2 separate regions of the Homo sapiens genome follow, and region 2 is linked to region 1. Evidence: chromatin loops called from intact Hi-C (ENCODE). Cell type or tissue: PC-3. All regions are shown on one strand. Each heading gives the region's core, and the rest is flanking DNA. Links, peaks and the distances in the headings are about the cores only.

Region 1 (16,366 bases), core at 3,013-11,012:
ATTTCTGGTTCTAGATCCCTGAGGAATCGCCACACTGTCTTCCACAGTGGTTATACCAATCTACATTAACACCAATAGCATAAAAGCATTCCTATTTCTCCACAGCATCACCAGCATCTATTGTTTCTTGACTTTTTAATAATTGCCATTCTGACTAGCGTGAGATGGTATCTCATTGTGGTTTTGATTTGTATTTCTCTAATGATCAGTGATGATGAGCTTTTTTCCATATGTTTGTTGGCTGCATAAATGTCTTTTGAGAAGTGTCTATTCATACCCTTTCCCCACTTTTTGATGTGGTTGTTTTTTTCTTGTAAATTTCTTTAAGTTTCTTGTAGATTCTGGATGTTAGACCTTTGTCAAGTGGGTAGATTGCAAAAATTTTCTCCCATTCTATAGGTTATCTGTTCACTCTGATGATAGTTTTTTTTTGCTTGCAGAAGCTCTTTAGTTTAATTAGATCCCATTTGTCAATTTTGGCTTTTGTTGCAATTGCTTTTGGTATTTTCATCATGAAGTCTTTGCCCATGCGTATGTCCTGAATGGTATTGTCTAGGTTTTCTTCTAGAGTTTTTATGGTTTTGGGTTTTACATTTAAGTCCTTAATCCATCTTGAGTTAATTTTTGTATAAGGTGTAAGGAAGGGGTCCAGTTTCAGTTTTCTGCATATGGCTAGCCAGTTTTCCCAGCACCATTTATTAAATAGGGAATCCTTTCCCCATTCTTGTTTTTGGCAGGTTTGTCGCAGATCTGATGGTTGTAGATCTGTGGTGTTATTTCTGAGGCCTCTGTTCTGTTCCATTGGTCTATATGTCTCTTTTGGTACCAGTACCATGCTGTTTTGCTTACTGTAGCCTTGTAGTATAGTTTGAAGTCAGGTAGCATGATGTCTCCACCTTTGTTCTTTTTGCTTAGGATTGTCTTGGCTATACAGGCTCTTTTTTGGTTCCATATGAAATTTAAAGTAGTTTTTTCTAGTTCTGTGAAGAAAGTCAAGGGTAGCTTGATGGGAATAGTATTGAATCCCAGTGTTTTCTTTAGTAGTTTCATAGTTTGAGGTCTTAGATTTAAGCCTTTAATCCATTTTTATTTTATTTTTATATATACCCAGAGATAGGGGTCCAGTTTCATCCTTTTGCATATGGACATCCAGTTTTCCCAGCACCATTTATTAAAGAGACTGTCCTTTCCCCAGTGTATATTCTTGGCACCTTTGTCGAAAATGAGTTCACTGTTGAGTATGTATTTATTTCTTGGTTCTGTATTCCGCTCCATTGGTCTATGTGTCTGTTTTTATGCCGGTACCATGCTGTTTTTGTTACTATAGTTCTGCAGTGTAATTTCAAGTCATGTAATGTGATGCCTCCAGTTTTGTTCTTATTGTTCAGGGTAGCTTGGGCTATTCTGTGTCTTTTGTGGTTCTGTATACATTTTAGTTTTTTAATTTTGATTTCTGTGAATAATGTCAGTGTTATTTTGATAGGGATTACATTGAATCTGTAGATCGCTTTGGGTAGTATGGACATTTTAATAATATTGATTCTTCCAATCTATTAACATGGAGATGGATATTTGGATTGTTTATAATCACATGCTACTATACATAATGTCTCTCAATAAATAACTTTCTTCACATATTCTGAATTTGTAGAGATTCTTAAAAGTAGAATTGCTCAATCAACAGGTAAATGCAAATGTAGTTTTATTAGTTAATTCCAAATTATTCCCCATAGGGCCTAAACCATAATGATGACAGTACCTACTTTTCCACAGCCCCACCAACAAAGTATATTAGCAACCTTTTTGAACTTGCCAATCAAATAGATGAGCAGTAAGATTTTTAAATGCTTTTCATTCACTTTTTTCTTAATATAAGCTAGATTGAGTAGCTTTTCACATATTTTAGGGTCATTTTCGTGTTTAAAATTTCTTTCTGATTTAAATACCCAGTTCATTCCTTTTGTTTATAGTGCCTCTTTTTAGGAGTTTTCCTGAATATTCAGCTTGTTAATTTATCTTATGTAGTTTAGAATCAACTTCTCTGACTCCAGAAAAAAAAATGGTTACTTTTAATGTAATGACAATAAGTGTATATATTAACCTGGGAGAACTGGCATCCTCATGATGCTTCATTGTCTAATCCAAGAATACGACACATCTTTCTACTTTTGTGTTTCACAGGAGTGCTTTAAGGTTTTTATCATATCTGCTTAGCACATTTCTTTGTACTCATTTGGCAAAACCACAACAGGATGCAGCTGAACGTTGCTGGAGAAAATTCCACGATCATGCTGACTGGTCTTACTTTAAATTTACTACTGCTAACTGCAAGCGGTGCCTTCATGCTGCTAGGGTGTCACACTACCTTGTCCTTCCATCTCCAGCTCCTTCACATAATCATTCACATCTTCTCCCCTCACCCTTCTCCCATCCTCATTCAGCTGGTTGTCTTGTTTTCTACCTCACTGACAAAACAAAACAATGCAAAACATCAGAAGAGAACTTCTGCCATTTCCCATATGATAATAACGCCAGCCACCCAAATTCAAATCTCTCCATACACCTTCTCTCTGCACAAAAAAAGTACAGTTCAACAAAGAGAGCCAATAAATAAATAAATAAATAAATAAATAACATGTATCTTCAGAATAACTGGGAGACAAAGTAATTGAAAAAGATTTCAATTTAGATGTAAATGGAGGAGGAGGCATTCAAGAGCAGGAGTTGCTCCACAGCCTACCCCAGAACAACACCAGTCTTGTGAGTATTACATGAGGGAGAGGAGAGAGCAGTGGGAGAACCTCAAGAATGTCAGCTGGGGTTCACCCCCCGCAGGAGAGGGGAGAACACAGGTCTCAGATCGTGTGTTGCTTCACCCTTTTCTGCATGGCCCACTGGGGAAGGGCTGAACTTCCCCAAGCATGTGTGCTCTACTTTGCCCCATGTCCCTCTACTGCAGAGGGACTAGGGGATGCCTGTGAATGCCACGGTTACAGCAGGCACCAGGGGCCCTTCAGCAGCCCATGAAGGTCTGGGAGAGGTGTAGGGGCCTAGTTTCCATGGCCGAGGGCTCTTTGGGATCCAGTTGATGGGGTTGAATGAAAGCCTAGAGAGATGACAGTCACACTGGGGAAACAAGACAAACAACAAGCAACTAATAAGCAAGACAGATTGTTACATCTTATGTTTACTCACTGGCATGATAATTTACTTAATTATGTAGCAGAGACAATTCAGGAATGCTATAAGATATAATAAGTTGCTAATCATAGGATGCAAGGGGTAAATACAAAAGATGCTTGAGAACAGACAGATGTTATAAACTAGAGTCACCAGGTCATGGATATCTTGATGAGAAGCAGGGGATCTAAAGCTAGATTTTTATCTCTGGCATAAAAGTTGTTGAGGAGGCATTTGCCAAATGGACCCAAAAACGAGCAGGATGGAGGATGTATATCTGTGACCCACGGGGTGTGTCTGATTGGCATGTTCTAAGAAAGATCTCAATTTAGCCAGCAGAGGGCAAGAGAACACAGAAACCATTCCAAGATTTATGACCTGAAGATTGTTTGGAATAGAAGGATTGTGTAGGTGTCTAAGCAAAAACAAATCACAAAAACAGTTACGAATCTGGCTCTTTTGAAACAATATATTTTAAAACTACATATCTAAAGAAGAGATTGACTACTGTTGGCACTGCAATAAATTCATGCCTTTTTATAAAAAGTCAGAATTTATTTAAACAGTGCATGCCTTTATAGATCCATAAGTGCTTGACAAAATATGGGAACCTCTTTGGAATATTTAACCTAGTATTTTAAGAAACATTTTTATTTGAAGATCCCAGATAAACTGAAACATTTATAAACACACATAGCAGTGATTTATTTTCTAAACCTCAGAAATAGGCTTTTTAAAAGAATGAGAGTCTATCATAAAGGTAGCATGTTATGACATTTGTTAAATAGATGAATTATTCAAAACAAACATATATGTAGTCTATCAAGTAAGAAAGAGTGAAAGAAGCACCTGCCCTTTCCCATAGATATAGGGCAAATGCAGGGTTAGACGTCAGCAAAACCCAGAGGCCAGTGGCCATGTGTCTGCTCCCTCCGATGTCCATCAGCTCCTCCTTTTATGCCGTGCCCCACACCCCCACCTCCATTGCTAAAAGCATGCCAACTATTCAAATAAACTTTCAAGCCCACAGACTCCAGACCCAGGTAGAGAAATGGCAGCAGGCTTCCATCGGGCATTCTAAATGTGCTGTTCACACACTTAATCTGGGTTGACAACAAGATTAAAAAAATCCCCTGGACTGGAAGCCTGGAAACCTGGATTATGGACATTATCCAGTAAACTATTGAAACTTTCTGGTCCACAGTTTTTGGCTTTTCTTTTAAATCTACAAAATAAAGGTGTGAGGTTGGATGATCTCAAAGATTTCTACAAACTCATAGGTCCTAAAATTCTATTTATTTTATCCCCAGTTTGCAGTTAGTTCTCCATCTCAGCTAACATGGGAGCTGATAAGAGTGTAGGATGCTGGTCTCCATTCAAGAAAACACATAATTTAAGAAAGAAATCTTGAACACTCTAGGAATAAGCTTCACAAATAGAATTTCAGACTGAAAGCGGATAATAAATTTATTTTATTTATTTTATACGCTAGATGAGAATGGTGATACCCTTCAAACCACACATTTAAAGCCCAACTTCAATTGTGAATACAGGCTGCTTTTACACACCCCCAGGCTTTACTGAACTATACTCCTTAGGGCTCTTAGGGCACTGTGCAATCGAAGTGGCAATCAAGAAGGCAGCAATTAATAGAAGGTAGGATGGCCAAATTCTAATACTCCTCCAGGCAGCAGCATGGAGAAGCATTACCTCCTACTCAGACTTTCGACCATCTGTAGCAGCTGGAACGCATTCAGCTCTAACTAACAGAACATTCAAGTGCAGAGGCTTAAACCTTAAGAAACAAGAAGTTCAGAGCTAGGCTCTTCCAGGTATGGTCAGCTCTCAGGGGTCTCATCCACAGAATTAACACCTCATGGTTACAAGATGCCTGCAGCCTCACAAAACAGCTCCATAAAGCAGGAAGGGATGAGAGTGGGCAAATGTAACTTTCTTCTCATGCAGCTCTTGCTTTATCAGGAGGAAAGTCTTTCCTCCGGCACACTTGCTCTTATATTTCATGAGCCAGAACTAGGTCACAGGCCTTCTCCATGGCAAGGGAACAAGACTTCTTTTCCTGTCTTAAATCGGTCCTGGGTTCATACCCTAAGGCTGCAAAAGTATATTTATTATTGCTACTATTGGGCCCATTGCTGCAGAACAAAGAATCCTGCTTCCAAAAGTGAAATGGGGGAAGGATGCTTATTCAGTGGCCAATTAATCATTTCTTCCAAATGATTTCACAAAAGCCTAAGGACAGTGTTTCTCTGCTAGATTACAATAATGGCCAGATTTAAGCCCAACTGTGGCACTGAGAGATTGGAAATAAGAAACAGCTATTGGTGGAGTAGATGATCAATGCTATTTTTGTCTCATTGAATTGAAGTCAACTAACCTGAGGTAGCTGGCATTCTTTGCACACCAGGTTTCATAGATTTCTCCAGTGCTTTTTCTGATCTTTTATGAGATAAGAATCCATAGGCTGCTAATTGATTCATTACCAACTCACTGCTGTGATTACAGAAGAGCCTAATGATTTTCAGTGAACAAGATCCAGAGAATAAGACTCAATGTGAAATAGTTGAGTTGTGGGGAGCCATAGATTATAATCCAGGACACATGATTTTCAATACTAAAATTAGGAAATCAAGCAAGCCCATTTCTAAGACCCTTTCTTCAGTACTTTTCTATACTCTAGGAATCTTTGGAACTGAGAGAAAATTAGCATTTAAGAGTAATTTATAATGACTTTAGTAGAGAATGGAGGTAATAAGGCGAAGGTCAAGGACACGAGTCTAGTTTAGAACAAATTTTGTTAAAATCAGACATCCATCACAGTCCCATCTAACCAGCAGTGGCATACTCTTGATCATGTGAAATCTGAGAAAAAAAGTAAAACTATATCAGCAAAACTGCTCCCAAATGGAGGGGAAAAAGCCAATTCAAATGTATATACCAATGATAATATCTAAAGACCATATTGTCAGTATATATCTAAATAAATTAAATGAATTGATGCCTTTTTAATGTTTAAGTGTTTTCTCTCCTATTTTGCACGTTTCCCTGATTTGATGAAGTCCTAGAAGATTAAAGTGCATGTTAATGCCACATCCCAAAAGAACCTCTGGCATTCAAACTTTCAAGTGCAGACAATCTAGTCACACAGAACCGTTGTTTGTCTCATTCTGTGTTCTAATGAAGAGCAAACACTGGCTTGTGAAACTCTTTTTCATTATCGGAAACCAGATAAGCCAATGGGGGAAACACACCATTGTGCTTTCCTTTTTATATCCATGCCATTGCAATATACACCCAAACTCCAAGTTGGGGCATTTGTCTATGATTGCCTGGATTTTTCTACTTGAACAAATCCAAGTTGGTTTTTGAATGTGTGAGCAACAGCAACTTGCTTTTCCTGTTGTTTTCCTTTTCCTCACTTCACTTCTTCTTCACTTCACTTAAACACCTTTGTCTTAGTCAATTGGGGCTACTATAACAATATACCATAGACTGGGTGACTTAAACAACAAACATTTATTTCTCACAGTTCTGGAAGCTGGGAAGTCCAAGGTCAAGGTGCCAGCTGCTTGGGTTCTGGTGAGGGCCCTCTTTTGGGCTTACAGATGGCTGCCTTCTTGCGGCATCCTCATAGTGAAGAGAGAGAGAAGTCCGTGGTCTCTTCTTCCTCTTATAAGGGCACTAATCCCATTCATGAGGCTTCACCCTCATTACTTCCCAAGGGCCCCACCCACTAATACCATCACATTTAGGGGTTAGGGCTTCACGATATGAATTTTGCAGGAGACATAAACTTTCAGTCTACAGCACCCACCAGAGGAGTTTTAACATATTTAAGTTCTACTTTTCCCCTCTATTGCTTAATTTATTGTATTTCTCTTTTCTTTCTGTTGAAAGAAGAATCTGTGTTGAGCAGGCTGCCAGATTATTCCAGAGAATTGATTGAAGATATTTCCTCGGGAAGACTTTCTTGGCAGATAGACAAAATGCATCCTGTATGTTTCTGCAGCAGCCCATAGAGTGCAGCACCGCACTACTCGCTCCCTCCCAGGACGAAACTCTATGAGTTGTCAAATTAATTTCTTCTTTCTAAAATGCATAACACAGTCCTTTCTGGGCTTCTATCTGTTCAAGAATTTAGAACCAGAACTTTAGACAAAGGGATTTTAATTGCATGCTGATAAAATGTCAAAACTATTGTGCATAAAGTAACTGTGCTTTTTTATTTTTTTGTACAATGCCTCAAGGATTATGAGAGAGATTTGCCCCTGTGAGTGAAATCCATTTTGTAACTCATCAGAAAATCTTTAACCTATGAGCTAATTCTTATAATCTCCTCTATAAGCCATTACACTGTGTCTTTCCACCTTCTAGATCGCACAGTTATACAATAAGTTAAAATGAGTGGTCTGCAAATTTGGTTAACCCATTGCTAACTTCAAGTAGTGATTTTTATCTCCCTCTGAAAATCTGAATGATGAATAAGGACTGTTGCTTGTTTGGAGAAGTTGCTTATTTCACAGGACACAGCTGTTACGCCTCATGTTAAACTGTGAAGAGCTGCATCAGAAGGTCACCTTCCCGAACTGTCCTTCCTACTTTAAAAAGAAAATACCCAGAGAAGACAACAAGGATGTGGCTTGACTTTCAAGGCCATCCAGTGAGATAAAAGAGTTTCTCCAGGTGATGGTGGGAGTTTTCAACCAAGGCATAGGTGTTACCATTGGTACCCAGAATAGTTGGGGGGGTTGGGGGGCAACGCTGCTGGGTTTACAGAACAATTGCTAAGGCACCAGCAGGATACCTAGAAATACACACTCATCTTCCCAAAGACAAGTTTTTATTTCTATCACAGACACAATCTCTGAGGCAGCGATTAGTGAGAAGTAAAATTCAAAAAAACTAAGGCATTTTTCATTGTCTTTAGTATTTAAGAAAAAGGGTCCCCAAATATTTCCATTTGAGATGACAAAGTGCTCTTCAGTCATTTAGCTTACTCTTCAGTTCAGATGACTTATCATCTTGATTTCAGAGAGTTCATATATGTCTGTTTTAAAAAACTGGTTCAAAAAGTCTGAAGTTACGAAACTAAACCAAATATGCATTACTCTCATGTCAAATTACAAGCTCTTAGCTGCTGGGATTTTTTCACATGCAGCCTGGAGCCCTTGAAAACCTCTGTTTTCTGTTAGACTCTCCAGGGTACACAGAAGTTGCCTCATTATTTTAGTTAATGGTGACTGCAAATAAGCCCCCCAAGTCATTTAACTATGTGCTTACCACTGCTTTAAAAGAACCCCAAGTTAGGTCCTCATGTAGGTAAAGGAGCTCCCTTCACATATATGTGTTCCTAAACTTGTCAAAGATTGTAGCAAAGCAATTTAAAGCTAAGATAAGGGTAACTCTCAATACAAGATTATTTTGAAAATGCTTAAACAAGCATTTTTATTGAAGTCTAGCATACATACAGAAAAGTATAAAAATATTAAGAGTATAGTTCAGTGAAGAAATACTATGAAGGAAATGGATCAAGGAAGACTTTACTGAAGGAGGTGTCAGGCTACAATGAAATGTTTTAGGGGGAAAAGGAGGCTGGTGAAGGGACTGCCATGAGACCAAAGTAAGAAACTTGACACATGTCCCCCAGAGTTTGAAGAACACAGAGATTGTTACCTGATTCTCGCCCAAAAGGGTGTGAACCGAGGGACTGTATGGAGCTGCCAGAGCAAGAACAGAGAACTATGGCTGAGCCAGCAGCATTCCTCCCAATGGTGGACAAGGGTGTTTGCTTTCCATGGACCAAATTGACATCACAGAGGGCCATCAGACCAGAACCATCTTCAGAGGACCCTGCTCAAGAGGATGCCGGCAGGGACGAGGAGACCCCAGGTGAGGACTTTGGAATAGGACCAGAGGGGAAGTCATAAGAAATCAGACACAAGGACAGTACCTGGGTCAGAAAATAGTGTAATAAGAAGATCTTTGGTGGGTGGTGGCAGGGGGAGGGCTGTCCTCAGAAGTGCCCCAGGAGAGAAAAGAAAGCCTGGCATTTGGACATTCCCTATAACAAGTGCATTTCTTTTTTGTTTGTTTGTTTTTAGAGACAGGGTCTTGCTCAGTCACCCAGACTGGAGTGCAGTGGCACAATCATGGCTCACTGTAACCTCAAACTCCTGGGCTCAAGTGATCTCCCACCTCAGCCTCCAGAGTAGCTAGGACTACAGGCATACACTACCACGCTTGGCTAATTTTTTTTTTTTTTTTTTTTTTTTTTTTTGTAGCAATGAGGTCTTTCTATGTTGCCCAGGCTGGTCTCAAATTCCCGGCCCCAAGTGATCCTCCCACTGTGGCCTCCCAAAGTGCTGAGATTACAGGTGTGAGCCAGCATGCCCAGCCCACAAAGGGCATTTGATTTCTGAGAGACAACTATAAACAGCAAGAGCTAAATTAAAAGGCAGGAGCTTCTTGTCCTGCCATCCTCTTCCACATTCAAATCCTAGAGGAGACAGAGGCAGGGAGTGAGGAAGGGAAAAGATAGACCCCTATGTCCCTCCCCATTGCTGCTCTGGGCAACTGCAGGTCAGACCCACAAAGGGTAGGGGTGGGGAAGTTTTCAGCTGAACTAGACTTTTTAATACCTGAAAACAAGACTGTTCTAATAACTGAAAGAGACCAGAAACAGAGGGCATGTGCCCAAGATGTCCACAGGGCAAGAAAAGAAAATCCAACACAGTCTGTTTGAGGGCAGCTCATTCCATAATGTTAGTTTGAACATCCACAGGCAATCATTGAAAAAAGCCTATTGGCCATCACAAAGTTGATCTGCTACCTGGGAATGTTTGGATTCTTAGGCAGGATTTGGGGTGAAATGGAGAAGCTTTTAATTAAAGTCAAAAGATAAGAGCAGTGTGACATCAAGTTCTTCCTGCAACTTCAAAGCAGGAAAGCTTAAACTGACAGCTTGGACATCTTAACCATCCTAAGAGTAGCCAAAAGTATTTATTAAGTATAGTCTAGGTTCTCTCTAGGAGCTTAAGTAGGAATCATCTGCTTCACAGGTTATCCCTTACCTACCTGGCCCTGTCTCACCACACCATATTTCACTCCAGGGGCCTCACTTTCAGAGGCATGTAGCCTAAGAGTAATATAAAACTTGTAAACAGAAGGAGATTCAAAGCCCTGAGAAACGAGCCAGTGGAAGGAACCTGGGATGTTGAGGTCCATTTTGTGAGCTGTGCCCCTGTCTCAAGAAAGCAGTCGTTGTGTGCCTTCAGGTGGCACGCCCAGGTACAGTGTGAATTTTGGCAAGCAGGTGTGTGTTTTGTCTTTGGAGCCTTTGTATGGAAATGACTGCTAGCTGTCTTTTAGGAGATGTTACCCTAAGGCTTAACAGGCTGTGATTCCAGCCTGGGAGCTCCTTTGAAATGTCCAGGTCAACAAGTACATGATTCCTCAGACATTAAATTAGAACTCAAAGGTGAGATAAGAAGCAGGCAAGAAATAGAATTGCATGTCCTAGGGCCTTGTTCTCCTAGGTCTGCCTTTCAAGGAAGAAAAATGTTCAGAATTGGCATATGGGAGTGAAAGGGAGGGATTGTGGCTTCCAATACATAGTAAGGTTGGTCAGAGCCAGAGGAGTGAATCTTGGTAAATCTAAACAGATCAAATAGAGTTCAACTTAATCATTTCAAGATTTTTTTTTTAAGGTCCTGAATTCCCATATTTCAGTTGACATCACCCTTGGAATTCTACAAAAATATGGGGGTTTCTGGTCCCAGGGCTTCTTCGCCTTTGCAGGGAGAATGGTCAACAGTACCAAAGCAAGGCCACTGGAGTCCCAGACAGAACCATTAGCTTTTTCTCATTAGCCATTCAGCCATCTTCAGGATGTCACAATTGAGACCTGTGGGGCACAATTATGAAATGTAGGAAAATAAGACCAAAAACTCTTGGGCAATGTTTTTGTCAAGTAACATCTTAAATCTCACATTCATCTAAGAACTTTGCCTCCCACTTCTTGTTCTTATTTTTCATAGCATCTGTAACATTTCAAGAATAGGCATGAAAAATAAACTCCTTTTATGCCCTTTAGAAGAATCATTTCAAAACCTGCTTGGTAGATATACAGCAGTGATTTAAAATGGAATATCCACCCTAACTAGTATTCTGTCTTTTGGTGCAGGGGTGATCCACCACCATTATTAGAGGATTTTTGAGCTGATTTACTTTTCACCAGTAGTGGTGATATGTTTAGACTCATCCACTCAAGACTCCCATAGTAAGTGCATTTCGCAAGGCAGCCTGCTAAGCTTAGAAATATAATCAAGCCCTGAAGAAGAGAAAATCCACATAAGGAAACAATAATTATTAATAATATTTATTGAATTATTGGTATGTGCCAGGACCTGTTCTAGTGTTTTATTTACATGCATAATTGCATTGAATCATCACAGTAGTTTAACGAGGTAGGAACTATGTATCCCTCCTTGCTATGGATGAGGAACCAAAGGCACGGAGAGGTTACATGACTATTCCAAAGCCAAACAGCTTGTAAGTTTTGCCATCTGGAGGCTACCCAGCAGGGACTGTTATTTTGTATTCATTAGCACTGTATTCCCAGTAAGAGTACTTTCTGGACACAATCAGTTTGCTCAGATATGTGCAATTCTAAAATTTCCCCAAATGCCTACCCCACTGCCAAGCATTTAACCTTCTGAAAACAGTGTCACAGAGCCAGGTGGGTCTAAGTTAATGAAAATCTTGAGGGTGAGTTCAAGTTTTGCAGTTAATATTTCTGAATGTGCACTATCCTGTTGGACATCTTCTTCAAGTAATAGCTAAAACTGTGTCTTAAGAGCAGGTCAGTTGTGTGATTTTCCTCTTTTTGACCATTGAAAAATTTAAATGTGTCAGTTATGGACTGATTACAGTTTACCGTTCAGTTTCCTCTAAGTACGATGTACTTTCCTGCCTTATTACACCCACTCTTCCTTCATTGCTGGCTTCATTATTGGCAACATTCACACCAAGTACTATCCCATTCTCCTCCCCCTGCCCACCTGAGACTTCATTCCTTCCCCCGACACCTTTCTCTGCTCATTTCACCCAGCATGGGGCAGGGGCCAGGGTCCTAACACTGTTTCAATCAATCTGGATAAAAATTATAGGCTTGCCTTTTTTTTTTTTTTTTGAGACAGGGTCTTGCTCTGTCACCCAACCTGGAGTGCAGTGGCATGAACACGGCTCACTACAGCCTCGACCCCCTGGGCTCAAGCAATCCTCCCTCCTCAGCCTCTGGAGTAGCTGGGACTATAAGTGTGCACCACCATGCCCAACTAATTTTTGTAATTTTTTGTAGAGACAGCTTCTCCCTGTTTCCCAGCCTGGTCTTGAACTCCTTAGCTCAAGTGATCCACCTGCCTCAGCCTCCCAAAGTGCTGGGATTACAGGCATGAGCCACCATGCTTGACCTACAAGTTGTAATTTTGAATCAAGCCTATTAAAATCAGATTTCTGAGAGAAGATGGACATAAAAAGCAGGCTGTTGGGGTCAGGTTGCTATAATTTGGGCGGGTGGTCCAGGTCTGTGAGAAACAGAAGCTCCACAGGCCTTAATATTTGTGGGGCTTAGGGCCAGAGTAAAAATTATTCTTTATTCTTGTTTCAAAATATTTTATTAAAATTCAAAGGAAAATACTAATTATAATGAATGATTACAAAAAATGTTTATTGTGGTAAAAACATAATGTGAAATTTACCATCTTAACCATTTTGAAGTGTACTATACAGTAGTGTTAACTGTATGCATCTTGTCCAACAGCTCCCTGGAACTTCTTCATCTTGCAAAACCAAAACTCTATATCCATTGAACAAAAACTACCCTTTTCCCCCTCCTTCCAGCCCCTGGCAACCACCATTCTACTTCCTATTTCTAACAGTCTGCCTGCTTTAGATGCCTCATATCAGTGGAATCACGCAGTATTTGTCTTTTTGTGACTGGCTTATTTCATTTAGCATAATGTTCTCAAGGTTCATCTATGTTGTAGCATGATTACCCAAATTTTAAATCAAACTTATGTAAATCAACTTGATGTTTTAATTTAGTTTTTTGAAAATATTATGAAACCTCATTAAATATATTTATAAAAGTAAAATTACTCACAATTTTTACAAGCCATGAAGGTGGGCCCCTCAGAGCCCCCTTCAAAGAGAAAAATGGCCATGAAGTGTGCAGCTATCTACAGTCTTGAGCTACAGAGACCTTAGGATTTACCTGTGTGTTCAAGCTGAGGCTTGAACTCTTCCCAGGGAGCTATTGGAGGCTGCAAGGCAGAGGTAAGAGAACTGAGCCATTTCTGCTCAATACAGGACTCTTCTACTGGCAGTCTTTGTGCCTGAGCTCCCTGCTGGGCTGGCCAACACTTTTTCAGAGATGTGTTGCAGTCTGAGGGTCCTCTACCCCAATTCCCCTCCTTCCCTCTCTCCATTCACAAGTGTCAGACACTTGTGGTCTGAAGGCTTCTCATGCCCACTCCTCTTCCCTCCTCCCTTTATCTTTCATGAGCATTTCCCAAAGAAATCTCTTGCAGTTCTGACTCTGTCTTGCCATGTGCATTCTGGAAAACCCAAACTGGTACAATGTTCTAGCATTCTGTTTCCATTTAGTTGACAATGTGAAGAATTCATATTGCACTTTGCTCATGTTACAACAGGCCTACATATATACAAGTTTTTTTAAGTAATATGAATTGATACTACAAAATATTCCTTGGCCACCATATACAATTTTTGTGAATACTGTGCTCTGGAACCACAGATGGGAACATGAGGAGAAGCAAGAACATGGACACTTGGCACTACTGAAAAATATTTTATTGTGCAATAATCTATTGCATTCAGGTTATCTGAGAGGAAGCATTCAACATGTTAATTGATTTTATCTTCTCTTTTCTAAGTATTTCTGCTACTCAAATTCTCACAACAAAGGTTCTTAAAAGTACAATTCTATATTTATTTTGATTTCATCATAAAAAGTCCACTACCAGCCAAGATGGAGTAACAGAAACCATATTTACCCACTCACCTTAAACAATTAGGAAAAAATGGACAAAATAAATGAAACAATTTTACATATTGGAGAACAGGCAGCAGGGCCTTGCTCTCTGAGAGAAAAAAAAAAAACCCTAAAAAGGGAGCCCTACAGTTGCACCAGTTTACTCACTGGAGGCAGTTTCTAGGCTGCAGTACAAAAAGGGGAAACTCAAACAGACCCCAAAAGTCTTGCTGTGTTGCAAAGCAGGTATTGTCCAAGGCAAGAAGAATTTTTAAGACAAATTACCAAAAAAGAGGGAGCTTCTGAAAGAGAACAAGCAAGCTACAGAGGAGTATGCTCAAGTATTTGGCTGAGTACTACTCTATGTGTGTGAAAGGAAACTACCCAAGGCCAGCAAAGGAACCACTGGAAATGAGAAGGCCTAACAATTCCAAGAGCTCACACAGGGCTGAGAATGGTTTGTGTTGCACAAGCCTGAGTGGAAAGGTTCTGCACGACATGGGCACTGGATAGAGTCTTCAAAAGTATTCCACCTTAGTTGGAGGGCTAAATTATCCTAGACTGAATACAGCTCTGGACCTGCCCTAACAAAGATTATAAGAAAGATTTGAAAGAATCCAATTGATTCTAAGTTACCATGTGCCAGAAGAAAATGTAACACTATTTAAAGGAATACAGCAAAATCAGATCTTCAAAAATGTTCAATATCCAATCATCAATTTTTTTTTTTTTTTTTTTTTTTTGAGATGGAGTCTCGCTGTGTCGCCCAGGCTGGAGTGCAGTAGCACGATCTCAGCTCACTGCAAGCTCCGCCTCCCGAGTTCATGCCATTCTCCTGCCTCAGCCTCCCAAGTAGCTGGGTCTACCGGCACCCACCACCACGCCCAGCTAATTTTTTGTATTTTTTAGTAGAGACGGGGTTTCACCGTGTTAGCCAGGATGGTCTTGATTTCCTGACCTTGTGATCCACCCGCCTCAGCCTCCCAAAGTGCTGGGATTACAGGTGTGAGCCACCGCGCCCGGCCCCAATCATAAATTATTAGCATGCAAAGAAGCAGGAAAATATTATCTATAACCAGAAGAAAAACTATGCATGAAGCACAGAGAGAAAAAAGACTAAGAAATACACACAGCATCAGTGACTGTGAGCAATATTAGGGATTCTAGCATGTGTGTAACTGGGGCTTATATTACACATGTTAGAAAAAATACGGGGATATTTGATGATACGATGATCAAATTTTTTCCGAATTTGATGAAAACTGTAAACTCACAGAATCTCCACAAACCCCAAGCAAAACATAAATTCAGAAAATAATGCCAAGACAAATTATAGAACATTATGTACAAAGAACAAAGATAAAAATGACAGCAAACTTCTAACCAGAAATCATGTAAGCTGGAAGAGGCTGGAACAGTATCTTTAGAGTACTGACAGAATAAACTTTCAAGCTAGAATCATTTACCCAAAGAGAATATCAGATAATGAAAAGCTAAGAGAATTCATTGCCAGTGAATTTATAAAAGAAATATTAAGTGAAGCTTTACAGGCATAAAGAAAATAATATTCATTGGTTTTAGCAAAGCATATCTTCTATGAATTGATATAAACTCCTAGAGATTAAAGTCATACACACATCTCTTACATTTTAGAAGGTATGTATAACAGCCCAATTTTGCCAAATAAACAATAAACTCAATTCTCACCTGTAAAATTGACTTTCTGTTCATTAGTTTAAAGAATTCGGAGAAGCAGAAATTAGTTTACTATTTAATTCACTGAAAGAGAGTCTACTAGATGAAATACATTGAACCTATGAAAATAGTATGTAGATTTTATAGGATCAGTACCTGCAAGTAGGTCATAAAGCCTGACCTGATACTAAGCATTTTCTAGGATATTATCACCAAATTTCTAAACTCACAGGGTCTCACTTTGTTAACAATCTGATATTAGCTGCTATGTAAAAACAAAATAATTTATTATAACCAAGACCATCTGCCAAATGATCATTTCCAAAATATAAAACTCCAATACCATTGTTGTAAGAAGTGTTTATGATAACTCCTAATGATCCTTGCTGCCTGATATTCATGCCCTTCTGTAATACCTTC
Region 2 (16,366 bases), core at 4,511-12,510, 320 kb after region 1:
AATTATGAGAAAGAAGACTTCTGTGAAATGTTTGCTGAATTCTCTATTCATAGGAATCATAGTCAAATAACTTTAAGAAATGTCATGGGTCACTTAGTTACATATTCTTTCTCTTAATAGATTAAAATTTTGAGGTTTGACTCCTTTTTGTGTCCTGTTCACCATTTCTCTTGATTTAAAACTAAATCTAAACTAAATATTTCTTATAGCAATTAAAATCCCTTACCCTCCCCAACTTCTTCCCTCTTAAGGCTTTTATTTTCCTTTATGTAACTTCAAGTCTTTATGTGTTCCTCAGTGATTTAACATTGCCCTCTCAACTCAATTTCATTGTCTTTCTTTGACTCCTCCTTGCTCATAATCCATATAAAATAAAGAAGCCAAATGTCAGCCCTATACCATTGAAAGACTGATCAATGGTAAGTAAAGTAGAAGGAATTTTTCAGGATTGCAAATTATCCTTTTGCTGTACAAAAGTTCACAATAAAAGTCCTGTATTAGGCTGTTCTTACATTGCTATAAAGAAATACCTGAGACTGGGTAATTTATAAAGAAAGGAGGTTTAATCAGCTCATGATTCTGCAGGCAGTACAGGAAGCATGGTGCTGGCATCTGCTTCTGGGGAGGCCTCATGGAGCTTCCAATCATGGCAAAAGACGAATGGAGGAGCAAGCACATCGCATGGTGAAAGCAGGAGCAAGGGGTCAGGGAGGTACCATACATTTTTAAACGACCATATCTATCATGAGAACAGCACCAAGCCATGAGGGATCCATCCCCATGACCCATACAACTACCACCAGGCCCCACCTCCAACACTGGGGAGTTACAATTCAACTTGAGATTTGGGCCAGGACAAATATCCCAACTCTATTAACTCCCTAGTTTGGTCATTGCAATATACTGTTAAGCTATGGTCAATTTTCAGTTTCAAAACTTTCTTTGTTGTTGGTTTTGTAATTTTCAATCACATATAATTAAATTTTCTTATCCCTGAGTATGCATCATATTTTAATAGGCAGTTGTCATTTTTGAATTTCAAGTTTGCTACAACTAAGTTGGTGTAATTTGAAAAGTATTCTTTTCCAATTTGCAGTACTGATAGCCACTAGAGATTCCCTGGATGTAAACTCAAAATTTTTGGAAGATGTTTTGACCTAAAAACTATGTCGATTTGATATAACTATCATTTGGGAAGGAATGGGCTTGCTGAAATACAGCTCTATTTCTCATAGTCCACTTTTTTCTGTGTAGCTTATCACTGTGTCACAAAAGAAAATTCACTGTTGCTCATCCCTGAGCCCTGACCTGATACCATTGTAGTTTTTTTTTTCCTTGTGATGACTGTTAATTCAACCAATGACAGACCAGTGTTATTGAAGTAAGGAGTGTTTTATTTTAGTGGGATTAAATGAATGCTAAATTTGTTTTTCAGACAAAGATAGCATGATGTGCTTTGGAAAAAAACCTATTGATATATATTTTAATATAAATATTTGCCAATCAGCTGCCATTATTTTAGTGTATTTTTATGCTTACCCTGGGTAAGTCAAATGGTCTCATAATATCTAAGCTCAATATGCTTTTCTAAGATGAAGCCTAGATTTTCTGTGTTTAAATTTCAAAAATAACCATTTGAGACAGTTTTGGTGCTTTTTCTGTTTTTTTTTTTTTTCCTTATATGTCAGAGAGCCATTAATTTTTTATAAGGGCCTAAAGTTATGGTGGATCAATTTTTTATCTCAATATTTCTATAGAATTTTTAAAAGGCAAGCTTTATAAAGCTAACTTTATATTAGATGGGTGTAAGACGTTCTCTTCCTTAAAAACTAGAATCAAAATTGCTGGATTTTTTTGCAGTAGTTTTCGAGGTGATATATCACAGTAATAAGAGTTTCTTTACAGAAAGGTCGCTTTGCTTATGCAGCATTTCTCATTTAAAAGGAACAATACTTTTGCCGACTATGAGCTTTACTTTGGGAGTGTTTTAAAACAGGGAAAGCAGCCTTGCTTCTTAGAATTGTTGGTCCACATGAAGCCACCAGTGGGGTGTTCATGACTGGACTCCAGTGTGGTGATATATTAATATAATTGTTTCCCCCCCCCTTTAAATGTATGATGACTTTAAATGTCGTCACAATATTAGGTAGTGGATTATTTTCGTGAAGAGTATATTAATGATGATTTGTAGACTAGCTTAAATAATAATTTAAAACCGTTAATTGCCCAGAAAGAATTACTTAACAGTGTTAACAGGAACAGAGATTTATGGGGAATGGGAGGTGGGAATGTGGGCATTGAGAAGGAGCACATGTGCTAAGAGCCACTTCATGTTTATTTGTGATCAGGTGATCATGAAGCAATTCTGGGGTAACATTGTGCCTACTTGTATTCTTCCAAGCAACAGCGTGACTATCTGCCTATTTAAGGATGCAGCAGCATACCTTAACAATGTTTGGAGTCCTTTCTTTTCTGCATTCTGATATAATTATCTCCACATGCCCCCAAATCTTCCATAATGATGCCCATATGAGAGAGACAAAAAGGATAAATCTATTGATAAACTGAAGTTTGATTTCCCATGACACTTTCAGTTACTAGGCAGGTAAAGATTTCAGTATTCTGTTCCCACTTCTCCCAAACGCCCACTGAGAGAACAAAACCTTTCTGACATCCTGAGGTGTGGGAGGGTGTAATTTACTGGTGCCCAGAGCCTGCTGTCTGTGCTTTTCATTTCATCTTCTTAGGGAAGAAGGACAGTGCAGTTTCAAAACTGGAATAGTGATTATGGCCTTCTGATCTATTGCTGCCTGTCGGGCATGTTAAAAAAGAAAAGGAAGAGAAGTTTAATGCAAATCACAATCTCTTTGTGGCAGGGTCATCTTTGGCTGTTTCGCACTGTAATAGCCTTTGGAGAAACTGTTTTTCACTTGAGTTCTTTTAGATGTTGCTTTGAAGAGACTTGATGCTTCAGGCCCAGAGTTCTCATGTGAGGTCAAGCAGGAACCCAGATTCTTTCCGTTCAGGTAGAGAGCCTGTCGCGCCGTTAGGTCGTTAGCAAGAGTTTTCTAATACTTGAGATCAAAAGTGTGCACACGTCAGCTCTGTAGGGAGCTGTTTTGCAGACACATAATTGAGTTCTAACATCTTCATCTATTAGGAAGTATTGGTAAAAATATTTCACAGGATTGTTGAGGGGATTAAAAAATAAAATGTGAAAACCCCTAAAATGTGCTTAATGCGTGGTAGGAACTTGATAAGTGTTTATTTATTTAGTGGCAGATGAAAGACCAGTGTGGCAAACATACTGCGTGGTGGATAAACAAGAGGGAAGATGTGAATATTAACAGTGTGATAGTCAGACAAGGAATGGTTCATGATAGTCCCTTGTATCTTCATTTGCCAAACAAAGTTATTACACAGCCAGCCTGGGTGGGGGTGTGGGATATTGAGAACAGGGCTCAATATTGAGAAAGTGGTCCTGGGTTTGTTAACGCTGACACACAAAAGCCTCTGTGGTTGCTTACGAAGTGCTCACCTGCACATGTGTGGTTATCTGGTTAGATAGTGAGAGCATCACACCTGGTACAGGGAGCAGTGCAACTGACATGGTCAAATGGGGATAAAGAGAAGGCTGATTTGGTTGGCTTCTGATACTCAGAAACAAACACCAGGCTTATGAAATAGGCTGTATGGGTTTGACACTTTTCAGTTCTTGATGCCTTCAGAAAGTGCAGGAAGGATTATGGGTGTAAGTTGTGGATTCTCGTTCATTTCAAATCTCAGGAGGACACAGTATTAACTAGGGGCATCAGTGGGTACAGCCTTCCTCTCTAGGTGAGGAAAAATCTGAGAAATACCCTTGTGAGTTGCCTCTGCTCTTTTCAGGGCTGGTATCTTGAATTCTTTTCGGATTGGGCTCTGCGTCCGTTTCTGCATCCAGGTATAGTGCTGAGTCTGTGGGAAATTATAACCATTCATCAATGTGATATGGTCTCTATTGGAAATGTCCCAGCACCAGGAGTACCTATTCTAGCAGATAGCCTTGAATATTCTAAAAGCCTGTTTTCAGTTCAAGAGTAAAGGTGTATTGTACATCTTTCTAGAATTCAGAGAGACCTTAGGTGTGCAGGTAGGGCAACGCTGGCAGTCTCCCAGAGTGAAGACGGCCTAGGAATGCCCAGACATCTCTCCTCCTCTCTGCCTGACCTACCCCCAATCCAAGCTAATCTTTGCTGGGCCTAATGTTCAAATCTCATGTATACCCTTTAATTCTCATTTTACCTCTCTTTCTTCTTAAGGGGAGAAGCTGGGATATTTGCTGATAGTTGTATCTTAATTATGTCTGCGAATTAGTTGGTAGGAACACTGGAGTCAATACTAAGTCTGTGAAGCAATGTGAGTGGGGCCCTAGTACACAATCCCTGGTGGGTCTTTCCCTTATTTTATAACAAAGATGAGAGACCTTCCTTTACCTTGGAGGGCTCTATTTGAACAGTACCTCTTCAGTCTAATGTTTGTGCCACCACTGATGATTCGTAAACAGACCTTTGTGGGTGTGCCTGAGGGTTAAGGTGTTTGGTGAATGTGAGCCCGGTAGAGTCAGGGGGTCCCTGCCTAGGAATCTGGAGACAGAAAATCTGGTGCTCCCCCTGCCACTTCTAGCTCTTTGAGCCAAATAACGTTATTACCCTGAACTGCAATTGATTTACCCATAAAATGAAGAGTTAAATTAAAAGATCTCCAGTTCTGAAATTCTGTCTCAATGGTCACAGTTTGCCCATCCATTCAGTGCATGTTTATTGTGATTCTTTGCTCCAGGCACTATGTTTATAGCTTACCCAGAATATAGTTTATAGAATCAAAATATGTTGTTTGCTTCTTTCCATGAAAAATAATCTGTCTAATCTTTCAAAAATGAGCTTGTATATTTAACCTTTTCAAAACCTAACCAATTTGCCCTTACTGCAATGTAGTTTTCAACTTTAAAAAGATCATAGAGTCTCCTGTTTTTCCAGGTTATAAAATATGGTTACTTACATATGCAGATGACTAGATTATTTCAGAAATAGATAAGAATGGTTTGTCTAAACAGATATTTTTGCAATGTTAGAGGTGAATTGACTTTTTCTGTTTAGCTTTCATATAGTTTTTACTTGTGAAAATATGTTTATATCTCAAAATTATTACAGGATCTTAATCCATAACTCTATATTGTACAGAATGTCTAAATGCATAATTTCTTCCCCCCAATCTCAAAATATAATTAGAATCAATTTAGCTGACAGAGTTCAGATTTTGATATCTTATTTTATAATTTATTTATCTTTTTAGAACCTCTAATGATACCATATAATTTTCCTTTATAGCACATATCACCCATGATAATTATGCATTTATTTGTGTGATTGATTCATGCTATCTTTACCTTGAGACTAAAAGCTAAAATAGAAGTTCCAGGGGCTTATCCTTGAAAGACTAACTTAGAATCTCCAGAAAGAGGGTCTTAAGAATATTTTGTGATTCTTCAGTTGACACCATAAACCTTGATTTGGAAATCTCAGTTAGCAAAAACTGATGCCAGCTTTCAAGATTTGGATTAGTTCAATGAATGCATTTAACACTGTATTAGTCAATTCTCACACTGCTATAAAGAAACACCTGAAACTGGGTAATTTATTTAAAAAAAGAAGTTTAATTGGCCCATGATTCTGCAGGCTGTACAGGAAGTGTGGCTGGGGAGTCCTCAGGAAACTTTCATCATGGCGGAAGGGGAAGCAGGCACGACTTACATTGCTGGAGCAGGAGGAAGAGCGAGAAGGGGGAGGTGCTACATGCCTTTAAACAACCAGATCTCATGAGAACTCACTCACTATCATCAGAACAATAAGGAGGAAATCCATCCCCATGATCCAGTCATCTCCCACTAGGAGATTACAGTTCAACATGAGATATGGGCAGGGACACAAATCCAAACCATATCAAACACCAAACCGTAATTTAGTATTTGATTCATATGTCCTTTGGAAGGACTTCTGGATATAAGTTAAAGTCATTGGTTTTAAGTTGTATATCCTTGAAAGGTCATTAAGTGAAAAACTGTAACTAAGATATTTATAAAAATTGAATAATGGATGGGTGATTTGTTGGTGATGGGTTTGATTATTTCTTCTGGTGGAGAATGGGAGGTCAGTGTCAACAGGGCAAAGTACAATAAGTGGGTAAAGTTTTTTGTATTGATTATATATAGCAAAGGTGTTCTTAAATTAAAACCTAATTTGAAGCCCTAGAAAGGAGGAAAGGTAATGGATCTCTAGTTTCAGGCATCAACCTTCTGGAGCATCCCTGGCCAATAAAAATGAAATGCAAGTCACACATATAATTTTAAATTTTATAACAGCCACAGTAAAAAGAACTTTAACAAGTAAAAAAAGGGAAAAATAGGCAAAATTAATTTTGACATTATATTTAACACAGTATATCTAAAATATTGTCATTTCATAACAATTATTAATTAGGTATTTTATATTCTTTTTTGGACCCAAGTCTTCGAAATCCAGTGTGTCTTTTACGTTGACAACATATAAAAACAAGCATTGACAACGTATTGAGCACTTACTGCCTGCCAGCTGTTACTGTAAGCTCTTTAAATGCATTACTTAATTAATCCTTTCAGTCACACTATGAGGTGGTAGATACTAGTGTTATCCCCATTTTATAGATGAGGAAACTGAGGGACAAAGGGGTTAAGGAACCTTCCTAAGGGCACAGAGCAACTAAGTGGCAGAGCTAGGATACATTCTCAGCAGTGCAACTCTAGAATGTTTGATGTTCACCATAAGGCTCTCCTGCCCCAGTTAACACAATCCTGCCCGATAGGAAACTAAATGAGTGGAAACTTGCCAAGGGGACTCAAAGCTAATAAGTGACTTAGCACATGTTTAAGCTCTGTGCTCTTTCCCATAGTACTAATAGAAAAAAAACAAGAGGTCATACTGGCTGCTTTAATCATGATTTTATCACTACTGAATATGAAGACTTGGATATGTACAGAAATTTTCACTTAGGAGTTTGGGTGTTTCTATGTGTATGTATATATGTGTGCAAATAAGTATTGTCTTACATGTTTTCCAAAAGAGGATAAGAAAATCCATTAATTATATAGGAGATACATTTTTTTATCTATAAACATCTAACCTTTCAAAGAATTAAAAGGGGATATTTCAGTTGCCAAAAGAACACATTTAAAAAGGCTTTGTAATTCTGTTTATTATCTGGTGGTTTATCTAGCCATGGACTGAGTGTTTAAACTTGAAGAAGAATGACCATGTATTAAAACTTCACTCTAAAACTGATCCTCCAGCCAACAGTGTGACCTGCCTGAAGATGTGATTTTATGCTTCTATGCTTTTGCCTGAAAACTCACCTAGTTGTGCTCCCTGTCTGCATGCGAGGTCTCATACGGGACCTTGTCCCACGATCCCACTGGTTTCCTGCTTGTCTACTGCCTTTCCAGCCTATTTATTTAAAAATCTACTCCCCTTCACCACTGTTGGGTATGTACCTCTTGCTAGGGACACCACTGTATTTTTGACTATTTCTATCATATTTTTTAACACCTTGTGTTGGAGTAGTAATTACAAATCTCCCACCTGCATGCCACTCCATGGATCTGTTAGAGATGTCTAAACAGGGCTGTATTTCATTCACGATGTGTCTCCTTTGTCCCATAATTGACAAATGGTCCCAATACAATGTTAATATGATGGTCTAGGTCTCAGGAGTTAGATACCCATTTCTGAGTGGGACTGGAGAGAAAGGCTTAGGGAAAAGTGAGACTCTATTTAGGAGATAACCCAAAATGAAGCTGTCTGACAGTTTTGTCTCAGGGTACATAGTATTTTAGATAACGATATCTTTTTTTCTTTTCTTCAAGGAAAAAATTCAAAGCTTAAATCTCTCATTTTTTTCCTAGACATTTTATTATTTGTTTTTGACACTTTATACTTTAAGGGTACATTCCAGAGCTGCAGGATATTTTGCTTTGTCATTATTGAATCTGAAGACTATCATGTTTATATAGGCGTCTTCAGTGAATTTGGGCAGTTTTATGAGGATGTCTATTTGTGTGCAAATAAGCATTTCCATACGTGTCTTTCAAAACAGAACAAATCTAAATCTAAAGATAATTTTCAAGTTTGGCCAGGGAATCCTTATGTTATATTGATTCCATAAAAACAGGGGTATGTATTACCTAGCAGCTGAAGAAGAGATGGCCTACATTAGGCACCTGAGTGTCAGAAGGGGTTGTCAAGAAAGTGTACAGTTAATACATAAGTCTGTCCTGATTGAATTAATTAATCAAGAACTACAGGTGTTGAAAAGAGAAATGGGTACCTGGAGAAGGACATCATCTATATTGGCATCTTGGAATGTTAAAAAAGGAAATAGCTCACCACAGCCCTAGCCTGGTGAGCTGCCCTGTCTGCACCACAAAATATAGAACTCTGAGACTCCTGAGGGTTATCTCAGTTTTTCTGTCTTTTCTTCCTTCTTACCCAGGGTTCAGCATGCAAGGTTATTCATTAAAATCCTGTCTTTTTCTGATTTGTTTTTTCAGGGGTGGTGGGGGTGCTGGTAGTGACAGAATTTTCCAATTCTCCTAGGTGCCTTTGCTTTTCTATCCTGGTGCTACTGACTGTGTAAACTGTGACAAAATTCCCTTCCAATCCTTGGTTACTGTTTAATTCCCCTACATGTGCTTCAGAGTCAACATTTAGTGTGCTTGGGCAGGATGGCCTTGGCTCAGCGTAAAACTCTGTCAGAATCGGTTAGATGTGACTTCAGAGTTGGGTTTTATTGACATTTTACATGCCCGAGTTGATTTTGGAAATTGCCTCTGTTACCACATCCTTACTTCTGATCCTAATGGGAAACCAACATTTGCTAGATTTTTGGCAACCACTGTTTTAACAGGAGGAACCTGTGTCTCATACACTGCTGTATTGCCACAGCTTTGAGTTTTGACAGTAAGGAGAAGGTAGGTACTTAATAAGTATTTATTGAGTTAATGAATTTTGGTGCTCTCGGTTCTGATTTTAAAACGTTTTCTGTTTCATTGACTCTCCTGTTAAGAAAACAAAACCTTTCCCAAACTTAGCTATTTAATATAGAAACTATAATTCTAAAGAATAAAGAGAAGAAAGAGAGAACAGACAGACACAGACGTTAACTGGTGCACGACTTATGGTCCCTATATTTAAATGGGCATGAACTGTGGTGAGCTAGTTTTTCTGGATTTCCCTTTCTGCCTTATTTATTGTGGAAATTTGTACACAAAGGTGTACAAAGATAACGTACTATATATTCATGTATTTTTTGAACTTCAAAAATTATCCACATTTTGCCAATCTTATCCATGTCTGATCTTTCTTTTTCCTGTAGTACATTTAAGCAAATCCTAAATATGGTGTTATATTACCTCAAAATACTCCAGTATACATTTCCGAGGATTTTTTTAACCAAATTGTCATGACATGTAACATAAGGAGTAATCATTTCAAGAATTAATATCCTATACAGCCAGCCCATATTACAATGTTTCAAGGATGTACTTGTTAGCTCCAGAGACTTGATTAGACTCTGGTCTGTTTATTTGCTTTTTTTGGCAAAAATGTCTCATAGCTGGGGCTGTGTCTTTTTTTCTGCAAGAGAGACTTGTTGTCTGCCTGTGCCTCTTCCAGGGACACTGCTGAAGATACCTAGATCAGCAAGTTCAAATGCTGTCAGCCCGATCCCATTTGAAAGTTCTCTATCAAGCTTTCCCTGATGGATTTAGCATCCATTGATGATCACTGTCAAGATCCATTATTTATCTTAGGAATTAGGAAAATCTTAGTTTTCTCATTGTGATTCTGTCATTTCTTGTACATTTATTGGGTGAATTCTTCCATAAAGAACTTCTACCCATCTGCTACTTGATTACCTTGAAATACACTTTTTACAGGAAAGGTAAGATAAATGCTTGATACTTTCTCCTTATTTATAACTTTTTGGAATCATAAATTTGTACCCTGGCAACCGGCAGTAATGAATCATTGAAATTTTCTCATTAGTATCATTATGAACTCATGAGTTTTTATATATTAGATGTCTTTCAATCTAGTGCATTTTTTTCCTCTTAAATTGCCCTATCTTAGGTCACTTTGACCTCTGTTTCTTTTTGACACAGCCAAATCAGTTTTTGATGGGCTATGGATTTAAAATCTCTAATCTTGTTTACTGGTTTATGAAAGATAATTTGAAATTGCTCTCTTGAGCATCCTGACCCTTTGATTCAAGCAAATATTGTGGGACTGAGGGGAAGCTATGAAGTTCTTTGCCAAATGTTACCATGTTAAATCTCTTCATTTTGAGGAGAAAAGATTAGAAGATGGCTTTGTGATATGATCTGTGTGGCAGTTTCTGATGTTGAAGTGAATATACTAGAACAATTTTCTCATAGAATGGGATATAGTAAGAGCACTGTTCTGAAGTCAGACAGCCCTCGCTCCAAATTCCTGCTTGACCACTTCCAAGCCATACAACTTGGCCAAGTAACTTATGTTCTGTATGTTTTAGTTTTTTCATTTTCTAAAGTACACATACATGGTAATAATACCTTCCTTTTGGAATAGTTGTGTGGTTAACTTGAAGTGATAATGGTGAAAACACCCAGCAGAAAGCCGGTCACACGGGAAGTGCCTTGTAATGGTAGCATAACAATGGTAACAAGTCATGTCACTGTGATTTGGCATTAAATCTGGATATCTGTTACTTCACTCTGTACAAACATGAAGGGAGATTTTCTAAGAAAACAAGGATTTTCTTTCGTTTTCATTATGCATGTCTTGAAATTTCCTGCATTGCTCTATTTGTGGGAACTGAAACATTTTCTCAGCCCAAGCATCATGTGACTGTTTCTTATTGCTAGTCAGCAGCATGAAACCTCAGATGAAAGTATATTAACTGAGGGTCTGGTAGAACTGTTCAGCAAAGCTAAGCAGACTTTATTTAAAGAAAATGCTCATTCCCTTTTGCTGGACACACAACTTCTAAGATCCATGTATCATGCTGCTAAGTAGTGGCTTTGGGATGCTCTCTGTATAAATGAAATTTTCTAGTCAGCTGAAATTCAAACACTAAACATTCAAATATTTTAGTAGCTGCTGATATAAATTGTACTGAAATGTAATGGTTTTAAGCGGAAGCAATTTAAACATCTTTTCACTTTTTCTTTATGATTGCATCAGTCAGCTGTTGCTCCATAAAAATCAATTCCACAACTCAGTGGCTTAAACTAATTTTCATTCATTCTCACTCTCTGTGATAGAGATTGGCTGGGCATGTTCTGGGCCAGGCCTGACGGCATGACTCTACTTCATGCTGCAGGCCTGTCTGGGTTTAGGTCCTCACTGTGGATTAAGCTTAGGTCTGTTCCAGAAATGTTTATTTTGAGGGCCCAGTCTGAAGGAAGCAAACCAGCGAAGCTATTCCTATGGTCGTGGTAGGAGTACAAGAGTGTTAGCCCAACTGTGCAAGCGCACTTCAGCTGTCAACTGGAATCACATCTGATTCCATTCCGTTGGTCAAAGTAAGTCAATCACTAAGCCTAACAGCAGAGCAGGGAAGTATACTTATTCCATGAGGTGGTTAGGGAAAAGTGATTATTTGCCAAATACCAATCTAATTTACCGTACTAAACTAAGCCTTTGGTATGATCCTCTAACAAGGTTCCATACTATATGTAGTTATTATTCATATCTTTAATATCCCTGCCATCAGTTCTGACTTTTCATCTTGTTCATTCTGTGCCACGGAAAACCATGTCTTTTAAAAATTGTGTTCAGGTAAAGATAAATTCTACATGAAGATTTTAAGGCCTTCTGGGGAGTGAAGCTTTGTTTTCATAGCTATTTTGGATGTTTGGTGGCCTTTTATTTTATTTTATTTTATTTACCTTAATCATTTTGTTCCAAAAAGAATTAGAGATGTTGCCAGAAATTTGACTTCTGGGTATGAGGGGTTAAGCTCAACATGTAAAGATAAAAACTTCTAGGAAACAGAGGTTAATTCATTATGTTATAGTAACTGGGTCATACGTTATACTATTAATTCTATATTTTATATTCTAATCTTATATCTATAACCAACTCACAGAACAACTAGGGGAAAATTACCTAATCTCTAGGTACTTTTATGTAAAACCAATGGAGATGATAGATGTGAGAGCCTGAGGCAATTGTGATGGTATTCACATATCAAATAAAATTATTTTCAACTATGTTAAGATCATATTAATAAAAAATTCTACTGATTCCTAATTCATAATTAATCTGCCTAAACTACATTGAAATTTACTTTACCTTAGTGCAATTTATGGATAAAGGGATTATTTATAAAATTTATGTTGTGAACCCTCTGAAAAGAAGTACATTATTAAAATTAGAATATTTATTTGGGGCTACAATTAATGCTAATTATAATTAGTGCTAATTTCAAGTGTGCTTAATCTATTCAAAAAGTAGACCCAGTGGACTTTAAATTGACCATCTCCATAATACATTAAAAGTAATAAAGTGGTTTTTATTTAAATACATTCTAGAATAAATGATACTTTAATTTAAAATTTATTTCTAGCTAAGTCATATGGGTAGGATTTTACCAAGTTTAAAAAATTATATATTTTTCAGATACATGAATAGCACTACCAATCTCAGTTGTTTCTGATATAAAATGTCTCAGCAAGTACTGTGGTGATTAGTATTTCTCTCTCCTTTCTCTTTTTCTATATAGTAAACTATAAGCCTTAAATCGTTAAGTGTAATGTAATCTGAGGAGAGAGAGTGAGTTGACTACTATCCATAAATACCTCTACATCTCCTTTAGTCGAGGGTTTAATATTAACAATACATTCTCTGTAGGCTTTTCCGGTTTCTTACAGGAAGAGAAAAATAATTTTGTAGCGAACAACAATTACGAAATTTATTTGATTTGCTGGGAAATCCCAGCGTGCCTATGGGTTGCCAATCCTATTATCCCCCAGTAAAGGAGTAGGGAAGGTAGATTTTGTACCACAGCAACCACCCCCGCTATTTCTAGCCATTCTTCCTTTTTTTCTCTGGCTTTCCTGTGAAATTACCAACTTCCTACCTGGCTTGCTGCTAATTGTTCAGACCCACAAATGGGGGCATGGTGATGGCTGTTGTTTCCTCTACTGACATTACAATAATGTATGAGACTCTCAGGGTTAACTGTGTATTTGAGATTTCACTAAGCATGATTGCATTAACATAGATTTCCTCTCCAGTCATGACACAAATTTTTAAAAAGTTTTTCAGGTTCAATATTTCATTACTACTGTTCCCTCTGCATCTACCCTTCCTACCATTTACTATGTGTCTATTCCATGACAGGTGCGGAGCTAAGAACTCTACATGTATAATGTCATGTAATTCCCCACGCCTCTCCAGCGTAGGTACTCTGATGACATCCATTTGTCACATGAGTATTCTGAGGCTGGGAGAACCTTCAGTGACTTGCCCAATTTGTCACAGAGCTGGTAAGAGGCAGAGCAGGGCCCCAACCCAAGTCTGTCTCTGGACTCATGAGCACTAGGAGATCTTGCGCATTACTCTGTGATCTTCCTCTTTTGGTCTTCACATTTTATACTGTGATACCTTAGATAGTTTTCCCTCTTTTTATTCTTGAGCCCCAGATCCAATTTACCATCTTTCTTTTTGACCCCTTCAAGAGAACAGCTACAAATAAATTATTTAATTTAATCAGCATTTATTAAACATCAGCTGTGTGTGGAGTATTGACGGGCACTGGAACTACCAAGATTTGTTTATTTTTCTGTCTACAAAACATTTGAGATAACTGACAAAGTACGTAAAATAAGAAAGGGATAAAAATAAGTTGCAAGACCTTTAAGACATAGTGACTTTCCTCCTGGGATCTTTCTAGAAGAATCCCACTTGAGAGTGGTTCTTCATGTTCTTGTTTTGTCTCCTTGACCTGCTCTGTGGGACATAATGAGTGTTCATCTGCACTTTTCGTGTCAGGCTTCCCTCAAGGACTCTGTCCTCACCCTGAGTCTGGGATGAAAGCCACCCTGATTTGTGACTGTAATAACCAGCTTCTCCTAAAAAGTTGGTGGTGTTAGGGATATCTTCACATGGATTGTCTTGTTTCCATGTGAAATAGTGTCTTAGAGCCCTGAGAAGTAGCTGTCATGTGGAAACGGAGTCATGCTTGCCTGCATTCTGTGTGTCTCCTCCAAACCTCACTACTTCCTTGAATTGCCCACAGGATTCGCATTCCTGTCTGACTGCGGGTTCCTTCTTCCTGTTTCGATTCTTTTTTCATGGGCTTTTTGCACCACTACCCGCCTTCCTGTCTCAGTATTTTTGTTGCTGGCTCATCCTTCTTGTCTTCTCAGATGTCAGCCTCCTATCCGTGGCCTGTGGGCTACTTGGCGGACCCTCTAGAAATGTACCTCGACAGTTGTTCATGTCTTTTAACAATTTCTTTTATATTGTTGAGCAGATGGAACAATTATTTAAGTCTATTTTCATTCCTCATACCCCACAAATCTACACAAGTGTTTAGTGACATAAGTGTAAATATTATTGAAACATCAAAATATCTTGCTGTCTGCATCCAGTTGCTAGTTCACAGCATTCAGGTGACAGTGGCTGTATTTGTAGAGCCTGAGGAAAATGACATAAGATGTTTTCTTTGACAGTGGTTGTCTTACGTATTTGGATATACCCATTGTGTAAATATGCGTTGAACGAAGGAGCTGTGTCATCCACATCTAACAGAGGTGAAAACAAAAGTCTACCATAAGGTCTGTCTGCCTTTAGCCAAATGGGAAGTGATGTTTCTGCACATTGTCACAAGTGCGTAGCCAACCATAACCTCTTCTTGAGCAACTTAAGCTGGCACAGGAAATCTGAGACATGACTAAATGACGTGTCAGGAAAGAAGAATTTCTGAAATGTTGTTTAAACAAAAACTGGCAGATATGTAACATTTCTCTATCAATGCAAGAAATCATCCTACATGAAAAAGGAAGCTCAAAATTTTGTTTATGTAAAAACTTTTTTAAATTACTTGAGTTTTGTTAACATTTATCCTTTTACATAGGGTTGCTAAAGTTAGCGAATAAATTATAGGATACCCAGTTAAAATTTAATTTCAGGTAAACAACAAATAGATTTTTAGTATAAGTAGGTCCCATGAAATGTTTATGACATATATATACTAAAAACTCATTCATTATTTAATCTAAAATTTATATTTAGCTTGGCATCCTATATTTTGTCTGGCAACCCTCCTTTTAAGAAAATCTAATAATCCATATTTACCTGATAGGTAAATTAGAATACTGATTCTTTTTTGAATGAAAATAATGTATTTTTTTAAATTTTTCTAACTTTAGTTCCTCTAATAGAAATTAATTTAGATAACTAAGGAACCATAGGAATTTAAAAGCTGACCTATCAGAAATAACTTCAGCTATATTACATTAAAAATGAAGAGATGGAATCTGAAATAGGAAAGTAAGATTTATACCCATTATTCAGCCAAAATCTGTTTTTCTTTAACTTCTACCCATTGTTCCTAAGTCTGCCCTCTGGGGGCTGTAGAAAATAATGAAGATGATGTTATTAATGATAACCAGTGCTTGCTGTAACCAGTTATGTGCATTATTTTATTGGATTTAATTTGTTTACTCTTTATAACAGCATGTGAGGGAGGTGCTTTTCTGATTTCCATTCTACAAAATAAGAAACTAAAGCACAGAGTAGTTGATTAGCTTAACCATAACCACATCTCTTTGTCAACTCTTAAAGTACCAGAGCTTTCATAGTTTTAAAGTTCCCAATTCCTTCTACCATTTCTTTTAGTACAGGGTCTCTAGACCCTTTCCTGTCCTCATTCAACTCTCAGCTTGTTGTGGCTTGTCAGTGCCCTGAAATATGTTATGGCCAAAATTTAAAAGTATACTTCATAGATCATATAATTTACAAGTAGAGTACAGCAGGATTTTTAATGGCCTTGGTACTAAAGTTATATTGCCAATAGTGACCCATGGATTAGCTGAGTTTTGTTTCGTTCTAGTTTTTGAATGGGGAATGTACTTTTACATAATACAGTTGGCTCAGGTTGACCTTTTAGTCAGGTGAAACTTCCAGGTTCTTATCTGTACTAAATGCAGGTAAGCAAAGTCTCCCTCAATTTCCACATGCACAGTTTGCTTTTTTAAACAGATGTGCAGGAATTCACTTGTATTTGTATAACTTTTAGAAATTGTCTC

Evidence for each region. Hi-C counts contacts between places; a loop is a spot of excess contacts. Peaks named below come from ENCODE experiments on the same cell type or tissue, not always from the same donor. Only the 100,000 strongest peaks of a DNase experiment are listed, where the experiment ranks them.
Region 2: it touches region 1 in a loop (3-fold over the local background); 11 of 110 quality-filtered maps call a loop at or near these places.

What each region holds. Positions count from the first base shown.
Region 1 is chr7:112,402,230-112,418,595 of GRCh38, reverse strand. LOC105375457 (a long non-coding RNA gene) reads left to right here. Exons shown (of 3, transcript XR_001745325.2): 3 at 1-1,635. Among named protein-coding and RNA genes, the nearest start is that of IFRD1, 40 kb to the left of the region's middle. RefSeq lists enhancers at 2,465-2,964, 2,965-3,466. In PC-3, for the core only: CTCF peaks have their summits at 3,313, 3,513 (motif pointing right) and 7,226; a DNase peak (open chromatin) is centred at 3,505.
Region 2 is chr7:112,079,188-112,095,553 of GRCh38, reverse strand. The region is part of intron 1 of DOCK4 (dedicator of cytokinesis 4); the gene reads left to right. Among named protein-coding and RNA genes, the nearest start is that of DOCK4, 120 kb to the left of the region's middle. RefSeq lists enhancers at 10,966-11,065, 14,990-15,039. In PC-3, for the core only: no CTCF peak of the experiment used is centred there; no DNase peak of the experiment used is centred there; H3K27ac peaks cover 2,004 bases.